Regions from separate parts of the Homo sapiens genome. Here region 1 is linked to region 2. A link is a contact called in ENCODE Hi-C data. All regions are on one chromosome and are shown on one strand. Each heading gives the region's core, a stretch centred on a gene start or an enhancer-like site at or near the end of the contact. The rest is flanking DNA. Distances are from core to core; before and after follow the strand shown. Region 1 holds the start of TREML2 (triggering receptor expressed on myeloid cells like 2). Region 2 holds the start of FOXP4 (forkhead box P4).

Evidence for each region. Hi-C counts contacts between places; a loop is a spot of excess contacts on that map. Pooled maps may share reads with other maps.
Region 1: a map of naive thymus-derived CD4-positive, alpha-beta T cell shows a loop between it and region 2 (6-fold over the local background). The contact joins the promoter of TREML2 here to the promoter of FOXP4 in region 2. A Hi-C loop is called at or near these places in 2 of 168 maps with a recorded cell type or tissue (both naive thymus-derived CD4-positive, alpha-beta T cell), 6 of 37 single-sample maps with no recorded cell type and 9 of 50 pooled maps.

Annotation. Positions count from the first base shown.
Region 1 is chr6:41,199,899-41,207,513 of GRCh38, reverse strand. TREML2 (triggering receptor expressed on myeloid cells like 2) reads left to right here and starts at 6,365. Exons shown (of 5, transcript NM_024807.4): 1 at 6,365-6,560. The coding sequence starts at 6,506. RefSeq lists an enhancer at 6,077-6,146.
Region 2 is chr6:41,543,711-41,551,250 of GRCh38, reverse strand. It overlaps FOXP4 (forkhead box P4), which reads right to left and starts at 4,870. Exons shown (of 17, transcript NM_001012426.2): 1 at 4,384-4,870. FOXP4-AS1 (FOXP4 antisense RNA 1) reads left to right here and starts at 2,630. Exons shown (of 2, transcript NR_126415.1): 1 at 2,630-2,873. RefSeq lists silencers at 3,554-3,703, 3,994-4,173, 4,244-4,923, 5,254-5,523, 6,566-6,860 and an enhancer at 5,074-5,183.

The DNA of each region.
Region 1 (7,615 bases), core at 5,116-7,615, 350 kb after region 2:
GCCTACCTAGCTATGTGGAACTGTGAGTCCATCAAACCTCTTTTTCTTTATAAATTACCCAGCATCAGGTATTTCTTCATAGCAGTATGAAAAGGGACTAATATAGGCATCGAACAGAAGTCTCTTCATGTATATCTCAGCTCCTTCCACATGACCATCACCTATCTGTGAGAGGCACAACTTTTGCTTTCTTTATTTTTTTAATCCTCATTCCCTATTTCCACTTGCCTTCCCCTCCAAGGCAACCACTCTAATGCATGTGATATGTAACCTTAAATTTGAATATATTCTTGTAAAGCCTGCAGCTTTTTTTTCTGTGACTGTATTTTAACTTACATATAAGAAATTGTGATAGACATTTTTCATATATTCGTTTTGCTCCTTCCCGGGTACATATACAGAGCCCACTTCTTTTCAGTGCTTATTCCATTGTGTACATATCCCACAGTGTATCATTCTGAACCCAGGGTGCATGTGCTGTTTTGCCTCCACTTCTTCATATTGCAAACAATGCTGTGAGGAATATTGTCCATCATGTTCTCTGGTAGAATCAGGTGAGATTTCCTTTAGGACTTATACCCAGGTGGCATCAGCTGAGTTTTACGATCTCAGATGTCTAAGTAATGCTGTCAGCTTGTGTTGCCCGAAACACGAATCTAGACACTAGAGATTATTTTCTGTGAGTCTATGTGAAGTACACAGCACAACCTATGGAATAGTATTGCCAATAAAAAAAAATGGAAGGCAAGAGTAAATGTAGCTGAGTGATGCTACATGGGGGCTAGAAGTATGATTATCTTTTTAAAAAAATTTTTTTCGAGTCTGAGTTTTGCTCTTGTTACCCAGGCTGGAGAGCAGTGGTGCGATCGTGGCTCATTGCAACCTCCGCCTCCCAGGTTCAAGTGATTCTCCTGCTTCAGCCTCTGGAGTACCTGGGATTACAGGCACCCACGACCACGCCCAGCTAACCTTTTGTATTTTTAGTAGAGATGGGGTTTCATCATGTTGGTCAGGCTGGTCTCAAACTCCTGACCTCAGGTGATCCACCTGCCTCAGCCTCCCAAAGTGCAGGGATTACAGGCATGAGCCACCGTGCCCAGCCGATTATCTCTTTTTTGTGAGATACTTTTGTGCATGCTTGGGAATTTTCATAATTAAAATGATACCTAAAAATAAACAGTTGTGTGTCGAAGCCACTGCTGTTTGGTTTTCAGTCATATGTGGCTGAACCCAATCTTTTCTCGATTTACTGAACTTATGCAACTGCAGCAGATTGGGACGTGTTCACTTACAGTATGGAAATACTGAGCTTCACTTAAAGAACATGGGTAGTGGGATAAAAGTGGACTAAACAAAAATAGGTCTTCCTCAATCAGATGCTAAGAGCTAGCATTTAGTTATAACTTTTAAATATTTTATCTTAACATCCTTGGCCTCAAAATTGTCGTAATTCCCTTAACCACAATTTTCAAGTGGGTGGCAAATTTTATGTCATAAGTTAACATGTAAAAGACATATACTTCTTCAAAATTTTGAACATATTTCATTGTTTTCTTACCTTCCCAGTGTTGCTATGGAAATGTCTGATAACAGTCTGATGGTTATTCATCTTTACTGACCTATTTTATCTCTGGAACATTTTTATAATTTTCTCTTTGAATTTTTATTATAGTATGCTTAATATGGGCTATTTAAGTATCCATTCTATTTGGAACTCTCTGAATACATTCAATTTGATGTCTTAGATATTTGTCTAATTCTGAAAAATCCTCGGTACCATTTTTTCAAGTATTAATAGTTCTTCTGCTCCATTTACTCTTTTTTCTTCTTCTGGGAACAGAATGACAATAGAATATGTGGGAACTAAAAACGACAATAACCAAAATTAAAAGCTGACTACGTGGACTCCGTAGGAGAGTGGAGATGACAGAGGATGTAATTAGTTAACTGGAAGGCAGACTGAGAAAATTTACTCAGTCTGATCAGAGAGAAAACAGACTGAAAATAAATGACCAGAACGTCAGCTATCTGCGGGACATTAACATAAGAGCTAACCTTTGCATCATCAGAGTCCCAGAAGGAAAGGAGAAAAAATGTGAGACTGAAAATGTATTCAAAGAAACGTCTAAAGTAATCAAATCTGCCCAAAGACCTAAAGTTACAAATACAAGAATCTGATTTTATCCCAAATATAATAAGCCCAAAGAAATACACACCAAGACACAGCATAGATAGCCTTCTGAGAAGTAAAGACAAAGAAAATATCGTAAAAATGGCCAGAGAGAAATAATTATCTATAAAGGAATACCAATTCTAATTGTAGTGAATTTCTTATCTGAAACAATTGAAGCCAGAAAAATGTGGCACAACATTGTTCAAATGCTGTAAAAGACAAACAACACAATTGAATAAATATTTTTCCAAGGGTATACAAATGAGCAAATTGTGCATGCTCAAGATGAAGATGCTCAATATCATTAGTCATTAGGTAACTACAATTCAAAACTTAAGTACATTCACTGGATGGCTGTAAACAGAAAGCCAATACAAGTATTGGAGAGATTGTAGAGAAATGAGAACTCATACATTGCTGGAGAGGGTGTAAAATTTGCAGCCACTTTGGAAAACTATTGGTAGTTCCTGAAAATGTTAAACATAGAGTTGCCATATGACCCAGTAGTTCTACTATTGGTTATGTACTCAAGAGAAATGAAAACGTATGTCCACACAAAAACTTGTACATGAATAGTCATAGTAACACTGCTTATAATAGTTGAACAGTGGAAACAAATAAAATATTTGTCAACTGATAAATGGTAAACATATATATCCATTCAGTGGAATATTATTCAGCCTTTAAAAGGAATGATGTATTAATACAACGTATAGCACAAGTACAGCTACAACATGGACAAACCTGGAAAACATGCCAAATGAAAGAATCCAGTCACAAGGAACACATATTGTTCAATTATGTTTTTATGACATATCCAGAATTGATAAAGGCATTTTTGATTGAAGATATTTTTGTCTAGAAAGACAAAAATATTAGTGGTTGCCTGGGACTGTAGGAATGGGGACTGTGGTAAGCTGATAAATGGTCTCTTAAAAGATATCTGTGTCCTAATCCCTGGAACCTGTGATTGTTACCCTTATATGGCAAAAAACAAAAAAAAAATGATCTTTGCTGATATGAGTGAGTTAAACATCTTGAGATGGTGAGATTATCCTGGATTACGTAGATGGGAACTAAATGCAATCACATGTATCCTTATGTAAGAGAGTCAGAGTGGGATTTGAACACAAAGAGGAGAAAGTGATGGGAAGATGGAGCAGAGGGAGACTGAAGATGCTGGCCTTGAAGATTGGAGTAAAACAGCCCCAAACCAAAGAATGCTGGCAGCTACCTGAAGCTGGAAAGGCAAGGAACAAATTTTTCCCTAGTGTCTCTGGAGAGACTGCAGCCCTGTCGACATCTTCATCTCAATACAGTGTGAACTGACTTCAGACTTCTGCCTTCAGAATGGCGAGACAATAACTTAATACTGTTTTAAGCCACCAAGTCTGCAGTAAACGGATCCAGGGAGTGCCTGCTAACGGGCATGGGGTTTCTTTGGGTGGGGAAATCCTGCAAAATTGGTGTTAGTTGTACAACTCAGTGAATATATTGAAAACCACTGAATTGTATGCTTTAGATGGGTCAGTTTTATATTATGTGAATTATAGCTCACAGAATTGTTGAAAAAAGTCATTGTGACCTTGGGTTAAGCAAAGATTTATTAGATATGACATAAAAATTGATTCATAAAAATTATATATTGGACTTCACCAGAATAAATCAACATAAAGTGCTTCACTTTTCCATTCTGGAAAGAGAGAAATGACAGGAAAAAACCCCACCAGATCAGTGTTTGTCTGGGACTGAAGGGATGACTAACAAGGAGCAGAGGAAAGCTTTTCGGGATGATGGCACTCTTCTCTGTCTCCATTACGGCATTGGATACAAGTCTCTAGAACTCCCAGAACTCGTCACTGAAAAGGGTGAATAGTACTGTATGTAAATTAGGCCTTAATTTTTAAATGGGAAAAATAAATATAAAGACAAAATACACTGCTGTATTAAATCAAATGATAGATGTAAAAGTCTAATGTATACGTATTTTTAATGATTTTGACCAATGCTTCCAAATTTCTCTTAAGAAAGATTGAATCCAGTGCATACTTCCTCGATCAGCGAATGAATGTTTGATTCTTTCTACCCTCATCAGCACAGTGATCCCAAGGGTCACACTTTAGACGATGATTGGCTCAGTGCTGGGCGCACTGTATCAGTTTCATAGAATCATGGATTCCAAGCGCATAAAGTCCCCACAAGAGATAAATCCCCCACTCCTGAAGCAACTTACTGTTCTGATGGGGGAAGGGATGGAGGAACTTACTGTGTGTGCTGGGGAGGGGAGATGGCCCCTGAACTCAGGGAGCTCAGGAAGTTCTGAGGACTGGGTGAGAAACATTGAAAAAGGAAGGGTGAATAAGGAAAACAAAACACGTCTGTGAGCTGAGAGGTCTCAAGTGACAATCGTGTCTCATTCCTACGCCCCCAGTGCCTACCTAGCCCCATGCATAGCAATGAGGTTGTGGGAATGAACAAATGAATGAATGAATTAATGAGTGAGTGAATGAGTTGAGAGACTACAAAAGCTTAGGGTCAGCCGAGATAGACTTCTTTGCTTGGAGCTTGGGGCTTCAAGGTCAATTTAAGATTGTGGCCATGCAAGCTTGAGGACTTTTTGCTCTGAGTCCTGTTAAAATTAATGAAAATGGAGACCAGGCCTGAAGAGTCCCTGAGCAAAAATTAAAAAAACAGTTAGGCCTCATAAGTGACCTCAACTTTGCTTGATTTGCAAATATCAGTGAAACTTAACACGAGCTATTTCTTGTAAATGTGTATATTAAGGAAAAATAGAACTTAAGCTCAACCAATCAAAAGAAACTTATATAATTAACTAGGGTCTTTCCAACAGGATAGGCCAAATAAGGGAACTATATAACTATAACTAATTAAATATTTTCTTCAGTTTACTTGTCCTGTAGGAGTCTTCCCCTTGCATTCCCCCAGTGGAGCTCCTCAACCTCTTCTGTTTGGAGCTGCCTGATTCATGAATTGTTGTTTGCTGAAATAATCTGTTTAAAATTTTATTGTGCCTCAGTTTACCTTTTGACAGTCCCATCTAAGGAGTAGAAACATGGCACTAGTGAGTAGGGGGAGCATACATAATCACGGGAGTCCAGCTGGGTCCCCACACACTGAAGGAGCAGATGACACAGGTACCGGACATCAAAAATTGATGCTTCTGATTCTAGGCCTTGGGGTAAGTGAAGGGTGTGGTCTTGGGCCTAGTGCTGGGTCATTTCCACTGGAGCTGGTGGCTGTACAGGCGAGATAGCATTGAGCAGGAGGAAGTGGAGGGCACTTGCCTGCGTGCTGACGTAGGCTGGAGGCAGGGGAGGAAGGGGGTCTTGAGATGAGGTGGGTGAGGGGAAGTACTGCGGAGGCTGTAGGAAGCCTGCACGAGGGACTAGGAGTCTAGAGGGAGCTGATGGTGAGTAGAGTCGACAGGAGGAGAGGCAGGGAGAGGGACAGAGAGAGGAGACGTATGGATAGGGAAAAGGAGAGGCTGCTGGGGTGTGTGTGAGACTGTGTGCATGGGCGTGTGTGTGTGTGTGTGAAAGTGAATAAAAGACAAAGTGAGACTGTGAGTGTGAGTGCATGTGCATGCACACCTGTGTGTGAGAGTACAGGAACCCCTCCCTCAACCCAAAATTTATGCCCTGAGTCTTAACAATTTGCATTTTTCCCGCTTGACAAAAGTAAGATTTCAAGTGAGCCTGTAAGAGGTTATTTGCAACAGTGAACACAAGTGACTGTTCTGAGCAGCCAGGAGCCTGGGAGAGAGAGAGAGGAAGGAACAGAAAGAATCTGCAATGAATGAATGAATGAGAGTTTATAAGAACTTCCCTGTGAATGTATATATGTAAGAAACTAGGGTCTGAGATGCTCCATCTCAGCCTAAGAGCCCGCACCCCTGGGTCTCTGAGCCCAGAAGATTCCAGGAAGGTCTATACCTGACGTTCCAGAAGCCTCACCCCAGCCCCCTTGCTGGATCCTAGGGACCAGTTTCTGGGGGAGGTTGGGGAGGGCGGGGAGCCCTCTGACTGTGAGTCCTCCCGGCTTGGGGCCCCAGACTGGGTGGAGCAGCCACACCTGCCTGAAGTTCCGAGGAAAAGGGCGGAAACAGCTGCCAGCACCGCCCTCATAATAGGCTCAATGAATCCCTGCGGTTGGCTGGGGGCAGTGGGTCCCACACTGCCTCACTTCCCTAAATGGGCAGCTTCACTTTTAGAACCCCGGGTCCTTCCCTGGCAGGCCCAGGTGGCACATCCTGTGTCGGGTGGGCCCTCACCTTGGATCTCCAGGCCTGACACTGCCCAGCTGGATGGAACCATGGCCCCAGCCTTCCTGCTGCTGCTGCTGCTGTGGCCACAGGGTTGCGTCTCAGGTGAGGGGAGAAGGGGCTGACTTGTGGAGGAGGGAGTGGGTACAGAGGCAGGAGCTCAGGGCCTTTTTCTTACCCTCCTTACCAGCAGTTTTCTTGTTTAGTGTTTTGTGGGTTGGGGAAGGAGGAGATTAGGGCTGACTTAGCTCTTTACCCTAATATCAGGCCCCAGGCGAAGCTAACCCAGGCCTCCCAAGCCAAGATAAAGCTCTGGACCCTCTCTGCATTGGCTCCTTTATCTGCTAGGCTTCCTCAGGCTTTAAAGCAGAGCCCTCAATTTCCTCACACAAATAGCTTTCTCTGCTTGGCCTCTGTCAGGAAGCCCTGCTTAGTTATGACAGCAATCATTGCATCATGTGTGTTTTGAACTGAATTTGAACATTTTTCTTGAAATGCTGATGCCACATCCTGTCCCTGCCTCTGTCCTGAAGGGACCAGTGTGTGAATGCCTTTCCCACCTCACAGATACCAATGCTCCTTGAGGAACCTCACCCATTCCTGCCCCTCTCGCTGCCATGGCAACCAAGTTACCACTTCCTGTTCAGTTCTGGGCATGGTGGGGGTTGGCAAAACTCACCACTGCCTGTGAGAGGGGTGGGAGGTGTAGGCACACATGAAGACATTGCCCTGGAGACCCATCCCAAGGTCACCCAACTCTGCACCTCCCAGAGGGTAGAGAAACAGCTTCCCACTGCCAGGGCAGAAAGGGGTCTCTCTTGTGCTAAGAAATCCTGGGCTCATCCACCAAATAATGAAGTTGGATCATTCTGTTTAGTTTGCAAGGGACAGAGGGATGCTTAGAGAGGGTGCTGCTTCACACAGAGCCTCAGCTCTAGTGGCTGCTGGCTGGGACTTGGGACGGATATCCTGGATTCTGGTGGGACAGATGTCCTGGATTCTGGGCCCTTGACTGTCACAGCTCTGGGTTCCATTGGGGGAACTGGGAGGCCCCAGCATGTGGGAAAAGGAAGCATGAGTTGAGCATGCACTGTGTGCAAAGCACTGACCTGGGGCAGAATTCTCACAGCAACCTGTGAGGGGTGTGGTGCTATTCTCAC
Region 2 (7,540 bases), core at 3,621-6,120:
CCTGTCCAGATGTGTACCTTTTGTGCCAGGAGCTCTTGTTTTCTAGATCAGGCAGGTGTGCCCTGCGTCCAGGCTCTGCAAGGGCCCAGGAGCAACATCTCACAAGACCACAGCATCCAAAGTGGCAGAATTCAGAGGAAAGAGGGTTCCCGCTGTGATCCCGGCTTGGTGGAACTGGCAGTGGACTGAAGGTGTGTATTTCCACAGAGAATCCTGGGAGGCAACGCTGAAGGGAGCCAATAACTTCAGGCTCAAGGGGAGTTTCCTTTTGCTTCTTTGAGATGATCCATTCAGTGATAGGTCCCAAACTGGTCTGAGACTTGCTGCCAAAATCTTCCATAAGGACGTGTAGGCTAGGGTTTCCAAACCCTAGAAATCTCCCTTTCTGGAGAGAGGGGTTATCAGTCATTTTTCCTCCTCTGCATTCTGGGGAATTCTCTCTCCCATTTATGTGTGTCTCACAAGAACCTTAGGAGTGCCTGGGGAATGCTCCAGGGTTGTGTGCAGGTGGAAACACCAGATTCTGCACCTACAGTCCCCCTCTCCACTTAAAGGGAAAAGAGAAAGTATTCACACTAGAAGGCAGGCGGCCTAGGCCAAGCTTATGGAGGAAGGAGGGAGGAATGGCAGCTCCTCCCATCCCTTCCTTTCTCCCTTCACCACAGCACACGCTCAAGCCCTACTGGTTATACTGGGAGTCGAGGGCCCCATATTTTAGTTCCAGCTGTGCTACCATGTAGCTGTGTAACCTTGGACAAGTTGCCTCTTCTCTCTGGACTTCGTTTTCCCAACCCATAAAATGAAGATTAATACTTCAGTATTTCCATATTCAACCAACATGTGGCCTGGCAGTGCTAGCAAATTAATAATAAACGCCATCCCTTGATCAGTACTACCATGCACCCGGCACCGTGCAAGGTACTTGACATCTGCTCTCTCATCTAACTCCCAAACAGAATCTCTAAGGTGGGTATTATGACCTACTTTACAATGTAAGAAAATTGAGGTTCGAAGAGCTTAATTAAGTTCTCCAGAGTCCCATCTCTAATGCCAAGTTCCAAAGCCTTTTCCACTCTGACACATGTTCTGCCCTGGGGAGGCCTCAGTTCCTTGCTCTGGGTTCCAGAGTTCTGGAACCAAATCTGAGGAGGTCATTCCAGCCAACGGAGCCTGAGAGTCCTGTCAAAAATAGTACCTGCCCTGCCTTGGTCTAGGGAAGCTGGAGCGTGGTAAGATCTGTGAGAAGGGAAACTGTGAGGAGTTTCTTGGATGGAAGAAATTATTATTTCACACAGTTTAGGCTATTCAAAAAATAAAGACATTGTGCCTGCTTAGGATGGGACTGGGGGGCTTGCACTGTGGCTGGAGAGACAGGAAACCGCCAAGGCAGTGGGGTAGGAAGGGTTAAGATGCAGGGAAGGCTTCCTGGGGAGACAACCCTTCCCTCCCCTTGCACCTCACAACTCTCCTCTGAAACAGACACCCTGTTCCCATTCTTCTCCCCTCCACCCTCCCCCCCACCATGTGATATCTGTCTCTCCTACCCCAACAATCTGAGGTCCAGACAGCAGACCCCAGCCTTCACTGCTTGGGTACCCCAGTACTCAGCCTGGGACCTGCCCAGGCAGAGTAGGGGCTCAGCAAACATTTGGGGGAATTACTGGATCAAAAGCAAGCCTTCCTCTCCCAGTCCCTCTGCTTCCCTCCCACCAAGGAAGAGGTATGTTTGGGGTAGGGGCCCAGCAGGATATGCACATTCCTGGCAAGAAGGGACCTACCTGCCTACAGCCAGAACGGAAGTTTTCGGCTCTAAAGGCAGAGGAAGGGGGCTGGGGGCGTCTAGGTGTGAGGAAGATCCCTACACAGAAAGGGACAGGAGCAGGTCCCTTTGCAAGTGGGACCCTTTGCAAATGCTCTGGCCCTGGCGTTCTCCAGCACTGGGGTCAGGTCTTTCTCTCTCCAGGGCTCAGGGGTTCCCCAACTCCGTAACTCCTGGGAAACCTGTCCAGGACAGGGAGAAGGACAGAAAACTCCACCCAGGCGCCCAGCCCTTGGTGCCAGGAGAGAAGGCTCCCATGGTCTCCCAAACTTAGTAGCAAGGCTGGAGCCAGGATAAAGTGGGTCCTGAGGGTCCCGTCCCGCAGGAGAGATTCAGCGCTCACCCTGGCCCTGGGTGTGGAGGCTGAGAGGGGGCAACCACAAAACCACCTCTTCCCCTTGCCACCTTGCCCCACTGACTAGAGTGTGAGTGACTCCCCCAACTCACAGTTTTTTGAGTTTCAGATCGAAAGGGCACCATGGGAGCCAACAAGCTGTCCAGGTACCAAGAGCAGAGCCCCAGTATCCTCCCTCCAGCCACCAGGTAACAGAGCCCCAAAACCCCGAGGCAAAAGTTTCTCAAGTTGAAAAAAAAAAAAAAAAAAAAAGGCCTTCAGACTTCCCCACAGCGGTTTTCCGCGGGGGCGGGCAGAGGTTTTCTGAGGCCGTGGCTCCCCTTCAGGCGGCTGGGTCCACTGGGCCTGGCCTTCGGCCCCTGCACCTACCGGCTGGTTCGCAGCAGGGGGAGGGGGTGGGGGAGAGCTCAAAATGCCCGGTGCCCGCAGGGCATGGCGGTCAGGGGGCCCTTCAGCCCTGGTTTTCTGTGGAAAGTGAGCTTCTGGGTTCGACAGTGGGACCGGCACAGACCTTCCCGCAGCTACAGGCCATACGACAACCCCGCTGCTCTTTCTTTCTGCGGGCACTCGGGCCAGTCCTAACAATTGCCCCTCAAGCTGTGTGTGCTGCCCTAACCCTCAATCCCGAACCCGAAACAGTGCGTGCTGGGACGAATCTAGGCAGGTCTCCGAAACCGGGGTGAAGATGCTGAAGTTCAGGTAAAAACCCGCATTGGCCAAAATGCTCCCGGGCTTTCTCGGGAGTCACCCGAATGGCAACTTCAGGCTCGGGTTTGGTTCTCCGGACTCCCCACCCCTATTCCCGGCTCCAGGCGCCGCGGTCAACCTGCGGGGAGACTAGACGTTGGGGTGCCAGACACGCGGTGATCTCCAGACGCCCGAAACGCCAGGCGCCGAGTGAGCGAGGAAACCAGCCGGGAGGGGGCTGGCCAGGGAAGCCGGGGAGCAAAGGAAAGAGCGGGGCGCGCTCTGGGCTCAGGGTTCCCATACCCTTTCCCCCCAACCTAGGATCGGGGTGGGACGCAGGTGTGTTCACGAGATCGCCCCAGTTGGGGGACACAGGGAATCCGCCGCCGTCTGGGCCTGTCTCAAAATCCGCATTCCGCGAAATTACCCGGTCCTTTATGGGGGCGGCCGGGACCCCAGGTCGCATTCTAGCGCCACTGGCTGTGCTCTGACGCAGCCCAAGGAAGTTTGTTTGGCGTGGATGAGGAGCCCGAGGCTGAAGCGCCGCCGGTCAGAGAGGTGCTGGGGTTGTCCAGGGGAGATACCAGACTCCTCAGTTGGGGCGGGGGGGGGTCCTGCTCGGTCACTCCGGGCTCCTTCCCTGGTGGCCTCCGGGCCCCCGTGGCCGCCCTCTCTTCCCCCCTTAAGTGGTGAAGCGGGAGCTCTCTCCACAGCGGGTGAGTAGAGGTGTCAGCCAGATCGTTTCCCCACCCTCCACCTCCGGCGCACAAATCACAGGGGCCATTTCCAGACGCTCTCAAGTCCCCAAGAAGTTTTCCGCTCTATCCCCGAGCTGACCGAGCGATGGAAAAGGGGCTGACTGGCCCTGGCACTTCCGAGGTGCGACCTCAGCAAGACAAGTCCCCTCTTCACCAGAGACGACACGGCGGGTAGGACCGCGATCCCCCGCTCTCTTGCCCCCATTTTCATCTGTCTCCGGCGCGTCCTGGGGAGTCCGGTACCGACTAGAGTTGGGGGGAGCCACTTCCCTTCCCAGCTCTGGAAAGTCTGGGCCGGGAAGTATTCTTTGTCTGACTCGGGGCGGGGAGGGGGTCGCGCCCCCGTACACCCCATTCCCAGAGGCCCGGCGGGGAGGGGGCGGGGCCCAGATTCTTGGGGAAGGGCGGGCCTCGGTGGCCTCTCCGGCCGCCCCCCTCCCCGCCCCGGCCTCCGGCTGCCCCCACTCCCGCCGCGCCACAGCCCCCACCTGTTCCCGAGGCAGCTCCGGCCCGCTGGGGCCCGGGCCAGGGGCGGAATGTCGCGGCTGCGCGGGGTCAGTGCGCCACGGCCGGCCCTGGCTGGAACAAAGTGCGCCGGCCCGGGCCCGGCTCCTCCTGGCGCCCGGCGCCCAGCGCGTCTCGGGCGGGCAGTTTGCAAACACAAAGTGAGCCAGCGAGCGGGCGAGAGAGTGCGCGAGCGAGGGAGTTGGTCTGGTCGCCCGCCCAGCCCCCACCCACGTCCCTGGGCCCGACCCGCCACCTACCTGTCCCGCCCGGCCGCTCCGTGCGGGCTCCGGCCCGTCAGCCCGCGCGGGGCATGGGGCTCGCTCCGGTCGCAGCCCGGGCCCGCCGCCGCCCGCCGGGGCTGCCCTTCCGCGCCGCCCCGCGTCGCGCAGCTCCCGGGCGTCCTCCCAGCGCGCCGGGCCGACCGCCGCGCGCCTCAACCCCGCCGGGGCATGGCACTTTGTGGGCTGCTTGGCTCGCTCCGGCTCCGCTCTTCCTTCCCGGTCCTTCCGCGACGCTCGTCAGCTCGCTCCGGCTCCCGGGCTCCCGGACCCCGGCGTCCCCGCCCCCGGCCCAGCCCTGGTTCCGGCCCGGGCTCCTCCCCGCCGCGCCGCCGCCGCCTGCGCCGCGCCCTCCTCGCGGGCTGGGGGCTCCGTCCCGGCCGCCGGCCGCCGGCCGCACTGTCCGGTCCGCAGGGACGGCGGGCTCCGGACTCCGAGGGGCTGCGACTGAGCCTGGGCTGCGAGTGGCTGCGAGCGGGCGGCGCGCGGGCGGGGCGGGAGGGGGCGGGGGAGGAGGAGGGTGGAGAGGGAAGGAGGGAGCGCGCGGAGAGCGAGGGAGGAGGGAGCGAGAGAGCAAGCGGCGGAGGGAGGGGAGACCAACTTCTAGTGCTACCATAATTCGCCTAAAGCAGGTGCAGCAACTTTCACCCCGCCTGGCAGCCCGCTGAGAGCGAGAGAAAACCACGTGCACCAAACTTTAGGGGAGGAAAAATGGGAACGTGGGGAGAAGACGTGAGGCGGCAGATCTGAAAAAGATGGTAGGTGGAGGGACCCCAGGGATTCACCCTGGCCTCGGACTAATCCTATGGGGCGCTTGCAAACCCCGGCCATCCCCTGGAGTCTGAAGGTACGGCCAAGTCCTGATCCCACACGGTTCACTGGTTCCCGGCGGGCTGCGCTCGGCGCGGGGAGTGGCCGGGGGCCCAGAGACGGAGCCAGTGTCAGGCCCGGGCCCTGTCTGGCCTCCCTCCTGCTCCCCACTGCGTGGGGGCTGGGGGTGGGCTTCCTGAGCCGAGGGTAGAAGGTGGGGAGGCCCCTTCAGGGCTTTGTGAACGGTCACCCCCTGGCGCGCACTGCCTCCCTCTGCGGAAAGGGAATTTCCCGTAAAGTGCTCTGCGAACCAGTGAAGAAGGGGCCCAAGGCCAGAGCCATGCGGGCAAAGTGAAGTGCAAAGTTGAGGCAATTATCCGGACAAATTAGATTGTAAACAAAACCCCGCGTCTCTGAACATCGCTTTTGCCCAGGGGGACTGGAGGGATTGTGGTGGTGGCGGCGATGGTGTGTTTGGGTTGGGAGGGGGAGGTCTGGGTGAGGAAATGCCCACGGCCCAAGGGGGAGGGCTGTGTTGTTAGCAGACGCACCACTCAGAGTCCCGTGGAAATCTCAATACCCGTCCCCCTCCCCGCCCCACACACGCCGGAAACATCTCCCATCTGTCTGCATGTGTTGGGGGTGGGGAGAAGTGAAGGAGGCCTCAGGGGTCCTCATGAAGTACCCCAACCCAGCTCAGTGATGCCGGGTCCCCATGACCAAGGGAGGATCCTGTTGTGGGATCAGGACAAGAAGACAGTGGCTCTTGAAGCCTCTCCTGGCCCTAAATCCTCAGGCAGGTGGACAAGAGGCTGGCATAGTATGTGAGCCCCTGTGGAGTGGGAGCTGGAAGCCTGAGGTGTGGGGTCGGAGCTGCAAGGATTGATGCTTAGTTGCCTGGGGGGAGGGGATTTCTTGGCCGTTCCAGTGGTCCTTGAAAGAAAAGGGGACCTCAGAGAGGAGGCACCCTCTTGGGTTGTTTTTCATCACTTCTGTCCCTTTTCTGCAATGTTAGTGACACCTGCACAGGTCCACATTTTATGTATTTGCCTTTTTGGGCAGGTGGGACAGGCATACTTAGGTCCTGCTGGAGCGTTTTAGATTTCTAGGTGTGAAATTGTGCAGGGAAGACTCTAAGTGCCATTTATGTGGATATCTCAGTGTCCTTTCCAGTGTGGCAACTGAGATAACCATAGCCATAAGAATAAAATAACAGCTAACATCTGAGTCGTACCACCCACCAGCCATTTAATCTTCACAGTAACCCCAGGAGGGAGATATTTGTATTATCTCCATTTTATAGAAGAGGAAACTGAGGCACAAAGAGATCAAGTAACTTGCCCAGGCTTACACAGCTGCTGGTCAGTGATGAGCCAGATTCCAACTAGAGCCACTTCAGTGAGGACAAGAAAGAAGCTCATGGTGGTCTCTGAAGCGACACTGCCTGCTTGTGGGTTAGCTGAGGGGAAGGATATTCTGGGAGAAAGAAAGCCCTTGGTAGTACTATCTGATTTACCTTCTGTTGAGGCCCAGCTCTGGTGGAAATCATGGTGTGTGGACAGCCCTAGGCCAAGCCTGGAGTGGCAAGTCCTTGTGTCAGACCAGCTGGGCCAGTGACTATGTCCTCAGTTCTCCTTCCTATCCTTCTTGCAGCAAAGGCTGAGGGTGGGGTGAGAACTAGGGGCTTTGGAGACAAAAGAGAGAATTTCTGTAGGGGGGTATTGAATGAGGTGACCTCCGAGGGGCTTCTCCAGCCCTTTTCTGGCTGGTTCACTGAATGTTTTTCCCATCCCCTTCCTGCAGCAGCCCTTGTACCTTACACATGGGCTCACTTGCCCAGAGGGATTGCCCTGGGAAATGCTTCACTTTCAGTTCAGTTTACCCCTCATCTCCAGGCCAGTTCAGTTCCCAGCTCCCTGTGAGCTACAGTGGGGGCTCAAGGCATCAAAAGACCCTGTCTTGTCTTCACCTAAAGGGCATTTTAGCGAGGAAGACAAAGCCTCCCCAAAGAAAGATACAGAACAAATGCCCCGAAATCAAAGAAGCCAGTCCAAAGCCCTTCTTCCTGGTGCAAGAGCTTCGTTAAGAAGGTTGAAAAGAGTAGCCCTTGGCTCCAAAGTGGGAGTGACCGGGAGCAGGCAGGAGGGTCCTCTTTCTGTCCTTGTTCCTTCACAGGACTCAGGGCAGGTGCAGGTGCTTTGGCGGTGGCCGGAACCAAGGCTCATGGCTTGGCCCCTCCAGGGGGGCCATAGTTAAGAGCACAGGGGCTAGAGTCAGGCAGCCTTGGGTTGAACTTCAGCGTCTGTCACTTAACCAGTGTGTGACC